Regions from separate parts of the Homo sapiens genome. Here all the other regions are linked to region 1. A link is an interaction called in ENCODE POLR2A ChIA-PET data of the cell type or tissue named here. Cell type or tissue: MCF 10A. All regions are shown on one strand. Each heading gives the region's core, and the rest is flanking DNA. Links, peaks and the distances in the headings are about the cores only.

Evidence for each region. ChIA-PET counts read pairs that join two places held together with the same protein. Peaks named below come from ENCODE experiments on the same cell type or tissue, not always from the same donor. Only the 100,000 strongest peaks of a DNase experiment are listed, where the experiment ranks them.
Region 2: POLR2A ChIA-PET joins it to region 1 with 5 read pairs; 1 of 35 experiments calls an interaction of 5 or more read pairs at or near these places.
Region 3: POLR2A ChIA-PET joins it to region 1 with 7 read pairs; 3 of 35 experiments call an interaction of 5 or more read pairs at or near these places.

Annotation. Positions count from the first base shown.
Region 1 is chr13:100,067,535-100,070,916 of GRCh38, forward strand. No RefSeq gene overlaps it. Among named protein-coding and RNA genes, the nearest start is that of PCCA-DT, 20 kb to the right of the region's middle. In MCF 10A, for the core only: no CTCF peak of the experiment used is centred there; a DNase peak (open chromatin) is centred at 1,957.
Region 2 is chr13:100,543,316-100,546,697 of GRCh38, forward strand. The region is part of intron 2 of GGACT (gamma-glutamylamine cyclotransferase); the gene reads right to left. Among named protein-coding and RNA genes, the nearest start is that of GGACT, 44 kb to the right of the region's middle. RefSeq lists enhancers at 1,181-1,904, 1,905-2,627, 3,376-3,382. In MCF 10A, for the core only: no CTCF peak of the experiment used is centred there; a DNase peak (open chromatin) is centred at 1,756.
Region 3 is chr13:100,218,968-100,222,349 of GRCh38, forward strand. The region is part of intron 7 of PCCA (propionyl-CoA carboxylase subunit alpha); the gene reads left to right. Among named protein-coding and RNA genes, the nearest start is that of PCCA, 130 kb to the left of the region's middle. In MCF 10A, for the core only: no CTCF peak of the experiment used is centred there; no DNase peak of the experiment used is centred there.

The DNA.
Region 1 (3,382 bases), core at 501-3,000:
TTGGCATCCATGGATTCCACATTTGTAAATTCAATCAACCATGGATAGAAATGACAGTCATGTATTGCTTAATGATGGGGATACATTCTCCAAAATGTGTTGTTAGGCGGCCAGGTGCGGTGGGTCACGCCTATAATCCCAGCACTTTGGGAGGCCAAGGCAGGCGGATCACCTGAGGTCAGGAGTTCTAGACCAGCCTGGCCAACATGGTGAAACACCATCTCTACTAAAAATACAAAAAAAAATTAGCCAGGCATGGTCACAAACTCCTGTAATCCCAGCTATTCGGGAGGCTGAGGCAGGAGAATCGCTTGAACCCGGGAGGTGAATGTTGCAGTGAGCTGAGATCACACCATTGCACTCCAGCCTGGGGGCAAGAGCAAGACTTCATCTCAAAAAAAAAAAAAAAGTGTTGTTAGGCGATTTCACCATTGTGCGAACATCATAGAGTGTACTTACACAAACCTAGATGGTATAGCTTACTACACACATAGGCTATATGGTATAGCCACCATTGTATATGTAGTCAGCTGTTGACTAAAACTTCCTTATGGGTGCATGACTGTATTTGAAAAAAAAATTGTTTGTATTGAATATGTACAGACTTATTTTTCTTATTAGTATTCCCTAAATAATAGAGTATATCAATCATTTGCATAGCATTTATATTGTATTAGGTATTATAAGTAATCTAGAGATTATTTAAAGTATACTGGAGTATGTGCATAGGTTATATGCAAATATTACCACATTTTACATAAAGGACCTGAGCATTCATGGATTTTGGTATTCACAGGAGGTACTGGACAGCGTATATTCAAATACTGTTCTTCCCTTATCAGATTGGCAGTGTTGAGAGACAATCCTTCATGGTGTTTCTATACGTCTTGTGACAGCTTCTGTTCTCAATGTCTTTTGTGCTGCAAACATTCTGGAAGGACAGAGGGTAGATTCCTCTCCTGACCAAGACAATAAAAACAACATTTTCCTCCAGGTCAAAGGTTAGGTAGGTTTTTAGTAGCTCCTTATAAGACTGGGGGTTTCCTAATTTCAGTGTTCTTTAGCTCTGACACAAGCCCACCAGGGCAAGGCATCCACCTTGCAAGGAGGGCAAAAATCTCAGACACCTCACAGTTCTTAGGCAGAAGTACAAAAGCTTGACAACATACGCTGTTGGTAAGCCTGGGGAGAAACAGGTATTTCCACACATTGCTGTTGGGATTGCAAAATGGCACAACTCCCCTGGAAGGAAATCTGGCAATATTTAACAAAATTACATGTTCATCTACTCTTTGATTCAGTGACTCTTCTAGAAATCTAGCTGATACACCTCCACAAATGCAAACTATGATGTACAGATATGATATGCAAATGCAAAATAAGATATGCTATACAGATATGCTATTTGCAATAGGAATGGCTTGAAAACCAGTACAACTACCCATGAATAGGAGACTGATTGAATAAACTAGGGCACATCTACACGCACACACATATTTATGCATATGTATTTTTTCAAAGAAATAATAAACAAGAAATTGTTGAAAATGGAAATGGCTACTTCTGAACAATGGGTGAGATGGGAATAGGGAACAGGGTGAGAGCAAGAACTCTTGGAGTATCTTTCTTTATACAGTTTTAACTTTTCAATCATGTAAATTACTCATATATTCAAAAACCAAAATTAAGTCAAATGGGAAAAAATCAAATTAAACACAAACAGAAACAATTGAACACAAACAGAAACAAATGAACAGACCTGAATATAAAACCTAATCACACAGGGGAAATGATTACTTCAAATAACTTTAGAACATAGAACACTGGCAGTAACATTTTCCAGACACACATTGTAAGGACAAATAAAACTATGTTTTCTGATTTCCATTGTGTGCATGTTCCTGTAGACTGATTTCAAGTCACCAGTGGTTTCACAACTATCTGGCAAGATTCCTGACAATTTAGCAATTGATTCTCATAAGCCGGTTCTATCTGGCTCTAAGAAATCATTGCTTATAGGTACTCTAGTCAAGGTAACAAGCTGTCTGTCAACAAAGCAAAGCATAAATCAAAAAAGATGAAAGAAAATATCTAGAAAAATTATGAAAAGCCTCCATGCAGATTGAAGTGTGACAAACACATAGCTCCAGCTCCTTATCTTCCATGGTCCTCAGGTCTTGGGCTGTCTTCATGCAGTCGTTAGCTTGTTCCTATGGTCTTCAGTGGAAGTTGTCCCCTTCCTGCAGTTTTCTGCTTCTGGATGATTCCTCAGTATTCTCCATTTGAGGTCTCTGATAGCAATGTCCTCCTGATTCAAGAATGGCTAATTTCTCCTTGGTCAAGAAACAGGGATATAGCTGGGCACAGTGGCTCATGACTGTAATCTCAGCACTTTGGGATGCTGACGTGGGAGGATATCTTGAGGGATTGAGGGCAGGTGTTTGAGACCAGCCTGGGCAACATGGCAAGACCCCATCTCTTAAAAAAAAAAAAAATTAGCTGGGTGTGGTGGCGCATGCCTGTAGTCCCAGCTACTTGGAGGCTGAGGTGGGTCATTTGAACTGGGGCGTTTGAGTTTACAGTGAGCTATGATTGCATCGCTGCACTCCAACCTGGGTGACAAAGACCCTGTCTTAAAAAAAGGAAGAAAGAAAGAAGGATGCAAGGATCAATACCCTAGAGTTCAATTGCTGTGTTATTTGTTAGTTAGTGCCTACAAGGTCCTTTCCACTGAGGTAAAGGGCAGTCTTTTTCTGATGTGTCCTTCAGCAGATGAAGCCTCTACATTTTAAATTGTCAATGGTTTTTGTTTTTGTTTTTTTAGATGCAGTTTTGCTATGTTGCCCAGGCTGGAGTGCAGAGTGCAGTAGTAGGATCATAGCACTCTAGCAAGATCCAGTAGCAGGATCATAGCACACAAACTTCCAGCCTCAAGCGATCCTCCCATCTCAGCCTCCCCAGTTGCTGGGACTACAGGTGGGTGCCACCATTCCCTACTAATTTTTTGTTTTTTAAAAATTGTTTGTACACACCATGTCTTGCTATGTTGCCCAGGTTGGTCTCAAACTTCTGGCCTCAAGTGGTTCTCCTGCTTCAGTCTTCCAAAGTGTGGGGATTATAGGTGTGAGCTACTGTTCCTGGCCTGGGATTGTTTTGAGGGATATTTTTGAAAAGGTATTCATATTTCTTGATAAAACAAATAGTTGTTGATATGAGTGTATCAATTCCACTTATGTGAAGTACCTAGAGTAGCCAAATTCATAGTGAGAGAAAGTAGATGGTGGTTGCAAGAGGCTGGGAGAAGGAGGAAAATGAGGGGTTAGTGTTTAATGGATAGAGTTTCAGTTTTGCAAGATGAAAAAAGTTTGGGATGGATAGTGGT
Region 2 (3,382 bases), core at 577-3,076, 480 kb after region 1:
TCCTGCCTCAGCCTCCTGAGTAGCTGGGACTATAGGTGCCCACCACCACGCCTGGCTAATTTTTGTATTTTTAGTAGAGATGGGGTTTCACCATATTGGCCAGGCTGGTCTCAAACTCTTGACCTTGTGATCCGCCCACCTCGGCCTCCCAAAGTGCTAGATTGCAGGCATGAGCCAGCACGCCTGGCCAACACCAGCTTCTAACATAAAAACCACCTTTATAAATGGTGCCTCAAGAAAATATTCATCTTTATATGAAAATTTCATGACAGGAGGAAATGTTAGTAAAATCTGTATGTCATCATGTCAAAGCATCTGTTTTCTCCACATGATATATCAAGCCAGTAACAATGCATACTGCCAGTTGGCAAGTTAAGACTTTGTTAGAAAAAAGTAAAATGATTTAGACTTGGGTAGCATGAAGCTCAGGCCCCTGCCAGAGGGGCTCTGCCACTGGCCAGGGAGAAATAGTATCAGAATCATAAACTCCTGGTCCAGAAGGTGGCATGGCAAAGAGCTTATCTCTATCTTTACATTTGCTGCATTAATTTGCTTTTGTCATTCAATACCTCGTGTCAAAATTGGCCCCAGCAGATCCTGGGCCCACCAGACTCACGAAGGGCATGGTGATCACGGCTGTACACTGGTTTCAAGGACACCAACTGCTGCTCTAGTCCTTCTGTGACCACCAGCAGCCCCACACTGTGCCAGCCCTGAGCAAACGCAGCCATTCTACATGGTGGAGATGGAGTAAGAGTCACATGCGATGTTGTGCACGTTTCCCCTAGAGAGGGTTTTTCTTACTTTATGGAAACCTTCTTGTGTCTCATCAAGTAGCCACTTCCCCTCCCTCCCCCACTGTAACATTATTTTCCCTGGAGAAAACGCCGAGTGTCTGATATAGTTACACATTAATTCTTCAGAAGTTTCTTAGAACTGTAGGAAACAGGTGAAAAAACAAAATGCCTTGAACTTTCAACCTGTGCCTGGCCTGTGTGCGCGAGGCGGGCCCTAAGGTCACTCTTCCCCGCGCGGCTCGGGGCAACGTGCCAGGGAGGGCTCGGGCCGCATCCTGTTGGCTCTTTGATGCTTTCGTTTTGTCGCTTGCTAGTTTCTTTACAGCAAAGGCAAGGGCTTCCTGCTAAGGCAGACCCCTCACCAGCCCCACTGCATACCCCGGAAAAGTCCCTGGCAAAACACCTTTCTTCCATTATCTGCACCGGCCCCGGTAAAACGCTGGCGCCTTTGAAATCAGAGGCCAGGGTCTCCTCTTCACAGTTCGCTCAAGACACTGAACACTTACGGGTCTGTGAAATCAAACGGACACTTGGTCCCTGATGCCACCCCAGGCCTCCTGAATGCTCCTCAGCAACCATCCCTTGAGTTTTTACTCTTTGGCCATGCCAAATATAAATAACGATTTTTTTCATGCCATATCACTTTAAAGGCAATTGTGTTGCCACCTTTAAAATGTTCAGTGACCAACAACGCAGACATGACCATCCCCTGCATCCCCATGTCTGCTTCAAGTATGGAAAGGAATCACTGGAAAATCCCAAGATGCCAGGCCAGGGAACGAGCTCTATGCAAACAGGCAGGATGGAGAACCGGCCAGGGCCATGGCCCCAAATTCCAGGCACGGCAGCAGGAGCGGAGGTGCTGCCAGCCCCTGCTGCCTCCTGGTGTGACACTCAGAAGGCGCAGCGGAGGCGGCAGCAGGAGGCAGAGCCAGGAACACATGCTGGGCAGGCGGCCAGCGGCCCAACACTGGAGATGCCGTCAACCTCGTCACACAGGGCCAACCTGCAGGCACGGCCTCAGGAACCTGGCTCCACTTGCCGGACCTACCTGTGGCTCACGGGGGATCAACGCCACCCCCAAGGGAGAGCCCTGACTCCATGCCCACCCCATGCCAAGTGCTTTACTTACATTCTTCACCTGGTGCTCCAAACCACATGGTGAGGCCGCTTCACTCCCAGCTTCTCCCCCCTTTTGCAGATGGGGAAGCTGGGGCAGAGGTGAAGTGACTCACACACAAGGCGACCCAGGCAAGGGCAGCAGAGCCTTCACGTCCCTTCCTGACCTCCTTCCTGACCTCCACGTCCCAGGGCCCCTGGAGGAGGGCACCCCCTCACTGCCCCCAAGCACTCCAGGGCCCCAGGCAGCCAGTGGCCTGGGCTGCCCTCATACCAGGCTCCAGTCACATCTGCCGTGGCCTCCTGAATCTAGAAGGTGCCCTCAGGGTTTATTAAGCACACCCTGGGCTGCCTGCCTGCCTGGCATGTGCCATGGAACTGGCACTCAGAAGCTGCCACTATCCTGAAATTCCCGATTTTGTCTTTGTATTTTGTAAGCAAAGCGAAGCCTGCTGGAATAACACAGCACTCCTGTGAGTGGAGAGCCCAGGAGTGTGGGATCGTGGTAGACCCAGGGTGTGGGGCTTTCTGGCATTAGGGTGAAGCTTGGGTGAGCTGCTGCACTTCCCATTGCAAGCAGAACCTGTTCCCCCTACAGAAGGAAGTAAGGGTTCGGAGAATTCAGACACCAAAGGCCCCATCATGTCCCTTCCTACACATGCGTCAGCCAACCACATACTCGGAAAATGACACAGAAAGCCAGGGCAACCTGCTGGGCCACCCAGAGTGCCTTTCCCCCTCTTTTCCTCCATCATCAGTAGGTGAAGGCAGACAGTGTTGATAGAATATGTGCACCTCAAGAGGTGAAAAACAGCTCAGTTAACTTTCTGATAAGAATGAAATAGATGGCCGGGCACAGTGGCTCACGCCTGTAATGCCAGCACTTTGGGAGGCCGAGGCGGGTGGATCACGAGGACAGGAGATCGAGACTATCCTAGCTAACATGGTGAAACCGCATCTCTACTAAAAATACAAAAAAAATTAGCCGGGCATGGTGGCGGGCGCCTATAGTCCCAGCTACTCGGGAGGCTGAGGCAGGGGAATGGCGTGAACCCGGTAGGCGGAGCTTGCAGTAAGCCGAGATGGCGCCACTGCACTCCAGCCTGGGCGACAGGGCAAGACTCTGTCTCAAAAAAAAAAAAAAAAAAAAAAAGAAATACGCATGTGTAAGTTATGAAAACTGTCATTTCTGTGATTCCACGAGTTAAATGCACTGAAACTTAAAACTGATATTGTACAACATAAACATAAAGATGAATGAAAAACTCCATGCTGAGAATTTTGTAATAAGGAAATAGACTGGGTGCGGTGGCTCATGCCTGTAATCCCAGCATTTTGGGAGGCTGAGGTGGGGGGATCGCTTGAGCCCAGGAAGTCAAGGCCACAATAAGCCATGATCTCACCACTGCAGCATGGGCCTCAGAGTGAGACCCTGTCTCTGAATAAATAATAACAAATATGGAATA
Region 3 (3,382 bases), core at 577-3,076, 150 kb after region 1:
CTTCATCATGCAGCTACAAGGACATAATTCTGCCAACTACCTGAAAGAGCTTGGCAGCAAATTTCTCCCCATTTGAGTCTCCAGTGACAATGCAGCCTGGTTCACTCCCTGATTGCAGCCTTGCAAACCCCTGAGCAGTGTATGATGAAATTATTATTATTATTTCCTTATGAGGTCTTGTCCTCTTTACCTTTTTGTTTTAGACATTTGTGTGAATTTGGGTAGGGGTTTGGATGTGTCATTATGAACCTTGATCTACTCAGCCTGAATATTTCTACCAGTATAATTATATATTTTTTTGATGAGGAATGTTGCCTTTTTGATATCTTCAATTTGGACTTGATTTATTCCCAAGAATACTGATGTGTCACTGTCCAAATTATTTCTGGCTTGATGATGAATGGTGGAGTCCTCAAGGGTTCAAGGAAGAGACCATCAGGAGAGTGTTTGATCTGGAAATTCTGTTTACACGGGAGATTTTTCCTTATGAAATTAGTGAATGTAGTGTCTCCTAGGAAGGGAATGTTTCTTGGCTAAAGGTCCAAAGGTGACCGTTGTGTGCTGGGACATGGGAAATGTGACGGGTATTATCCATATCTGTCAACTGAGTAGTTTGTTGATTCCGAGGGAGAGCTTGTGGAACAATGGCAGGAATTAAGGTAAATATACTGCCACCCATATCAATAAAATTTTTACTTGTTTCTCCGCTAATAATTAGTGAAAATTCGTCTTGTGAGTTGAAGAGTAAAAGGAGAAATGGGTACTTGATTTGCTGTTAGAACATTTGCCTACTATCATTTTTTCCCAATTCTCTTGAATAAAACAGAACAATTATTTTTCCATTGTAATTTCTTCTTACAATCTCTGCAGGTTTCTTTATCAAAAGACTGGTGTTTAATTTTTGGAGTGGGAGCATCTAGTTTTATCTTCAAGGGTATCATCTTATTCTGGGTCTTATACTGCCTTTGTTTTCAGGCTCTTTTGAAATGTGTAATATGGAGTTACATTGTTTGACAATGTGGTGCCTTCCCAGCCAGTTTTTGCTTGTTTATAACATTTTCTTTTTCTGGCTTAAGGCTGTTCACAAGAAGTGAGGAAGGAGCTGGGGTCACAACTACTTGAGGGCTTACTCCTGAATGCTAACTGAAGGTAGTAAGAGCCCACCCTGGAAGTCTGCAAGGGGCTTATCCTTCGTCTGCTAGAACAACTGAATTAGAGTTACCTGTTTTCACAGGAAAGATTTTGGTAATAGCCTTCAAAAGACCGTGTCCAATATTTACAGTTTCTTTTTTTTGTTTTTGTTTTTTTTGAGACAAGAGTCTCTTTCTGTCACCCAGGCTGGAGTGCAGTGGCGCAATCTTGGCTAACTGCAACCTCCACCTCCCGGGTTGAAGCAGTTCTCCTGCCTCAGCCTCCCAAGTAGCTGGGACCACATGTCTGAGCCACCATGCCTGACTAATTTTTTTTTTTTTTTTTTTGGTATTTCTAGTAGAGACTGGGTTTCACCATGTTGGCCGGGTCTTGAACTCCTTACTTCAAGTGATCCACCTGCCTCGGCCTCCCAAAGTGTTGGGATTACAGGCATGTGCCACCGCGCCCCGTCATTCACAGTTTTTCTAAACCCCACTGGCTTTCTGTGCATTTGGGGTCTGAAGTCACTCTCAGGATATTTGTTTCCCCTTTCTAATAGGTCTTCCTATTTCCCTCTCCTTGCTCCCCACTTTGTAACTATCCTTGGTGAAATGATGCCATTTATAAAGAGAAGACCATGAATTTGCATTACATATTTAATGCATTTAAAGAAACAGAAGTCTGACTCTGAGAGACCACAGACTTAGTCTGAGCCAAACTCATGGGAGTCTCCTAATGGCATATTGAATATGTTGTTTGTGCACCTCCTGTCTTGGGCTCACAGCCTAATGGTTGGCCATCTCTAACTGCAAACCTGACAGTGCCTTGTTGGTTTAAGATTTGGAGAGACTGTCTCTCCTAGGCCCAGACTTCCATGGACAAAGCAAGTCAAGACAGAGGAAAATACTCAAGGTTCCCAGGTAAATTGTGTTCTATTTGGATGATGATCTGATGAAACCTTCTGAACTCACTGGCTTCTAGAGTCAGCATGAAAATGGGCTTATGAAACCTATGCCTGTCTTCTTTCAGGTGAACTTTGACTTATGGACTTAGAATAAAAAATGTTGAGGACAGTATATTAGTAATATGGGAGGTTTCTTCCAATATTAAACATTTTCAAATGTGATAAGAAATTCAGTGGGTCTTTATTCCTACAGTTGTTGAAAAGGAAATTGGACCTCTACCCAGTGTGACTCATCTCACCATTGTGGTTGGGGAGACCCCTGAGGGGGTCGCTCAGTGGGCCTCAGAGAAGCATGCAGATGCCAGATCTAAGATCTTGAACTGTGGCTTTTAGTGGGCTTCGAACATGTGTCTGTGGGTAATACACTTGGTTTTGCTTGTTCAACAGGTTATTTTGGTTATCTTCTTAGGAGGCTGCATCTGAATTTGCAGCCTCTGTTCTAGTAAATTTGGAAAATATGGAAAGGTAGACAGGAGAAAAGAAATCTCATCTTTTCAGTTTTTTTCCTTGTATGCATTAGATGATTTGTAACATCCTATTACACTCTCAAATGATTGATTCTCATTATCTGCACTAACGACTATTTCTGAATTTGTGACGCCACAGCTGAACCTGCAGGTTATAGTTTCCAGATAAGCATTTACAAATAATTTTTAAGGAATGTCCTTTTGTTTCCCTGGGAAATTTTTTTTTTTTTTTTTTTTTGAGACGGAGTCTCACCCTGGAGTGCAGTGGTGCGATCTCAGCTCACTGCAACCTCTGCATCCCGGGTTCAAGCAATTCTCCTGCCTCAGCCTCCCGAGTAATTGGGATTACAGACATGAACCACCATGTCCAGCTAATTTTGCATTTTTAGTAGAGACAGGGTTTCGCCATATTGGCCAGGCTGGTCTCAAACTCCTGACCTCAAGTGATCCACCTGCCTTGGCTCCCCAAAGTGCTAGGATTATAGGTGTCCAGGTGTGAGCCACTGCGCCTGGTGGAAATAATTTTTTTTGAGACAGAGTCTCACTCTGTTGCCCAGACTGGAGTACAGTGGCACAATCTGGACTCACTCCATCCCCGCCCCCTGGGTTCAAGCGATTCTCCTGCCTCAGCCTCCGGAGTAGCTGGGATTACAGATATGCGCCACCATGCCTGGCTAATTTTTGTATTTTTAGTAATTAGTAATTTTTTAGTAATTTTTGTATTTTTAGTAGAGATGAGGTTTCACCATGTTGGCCAGGCTGGTTTTGAACTCCTGAGCTTGGGTGATCCGCCCTCCTCAGCCTCCCAAAGTGTTGGGAT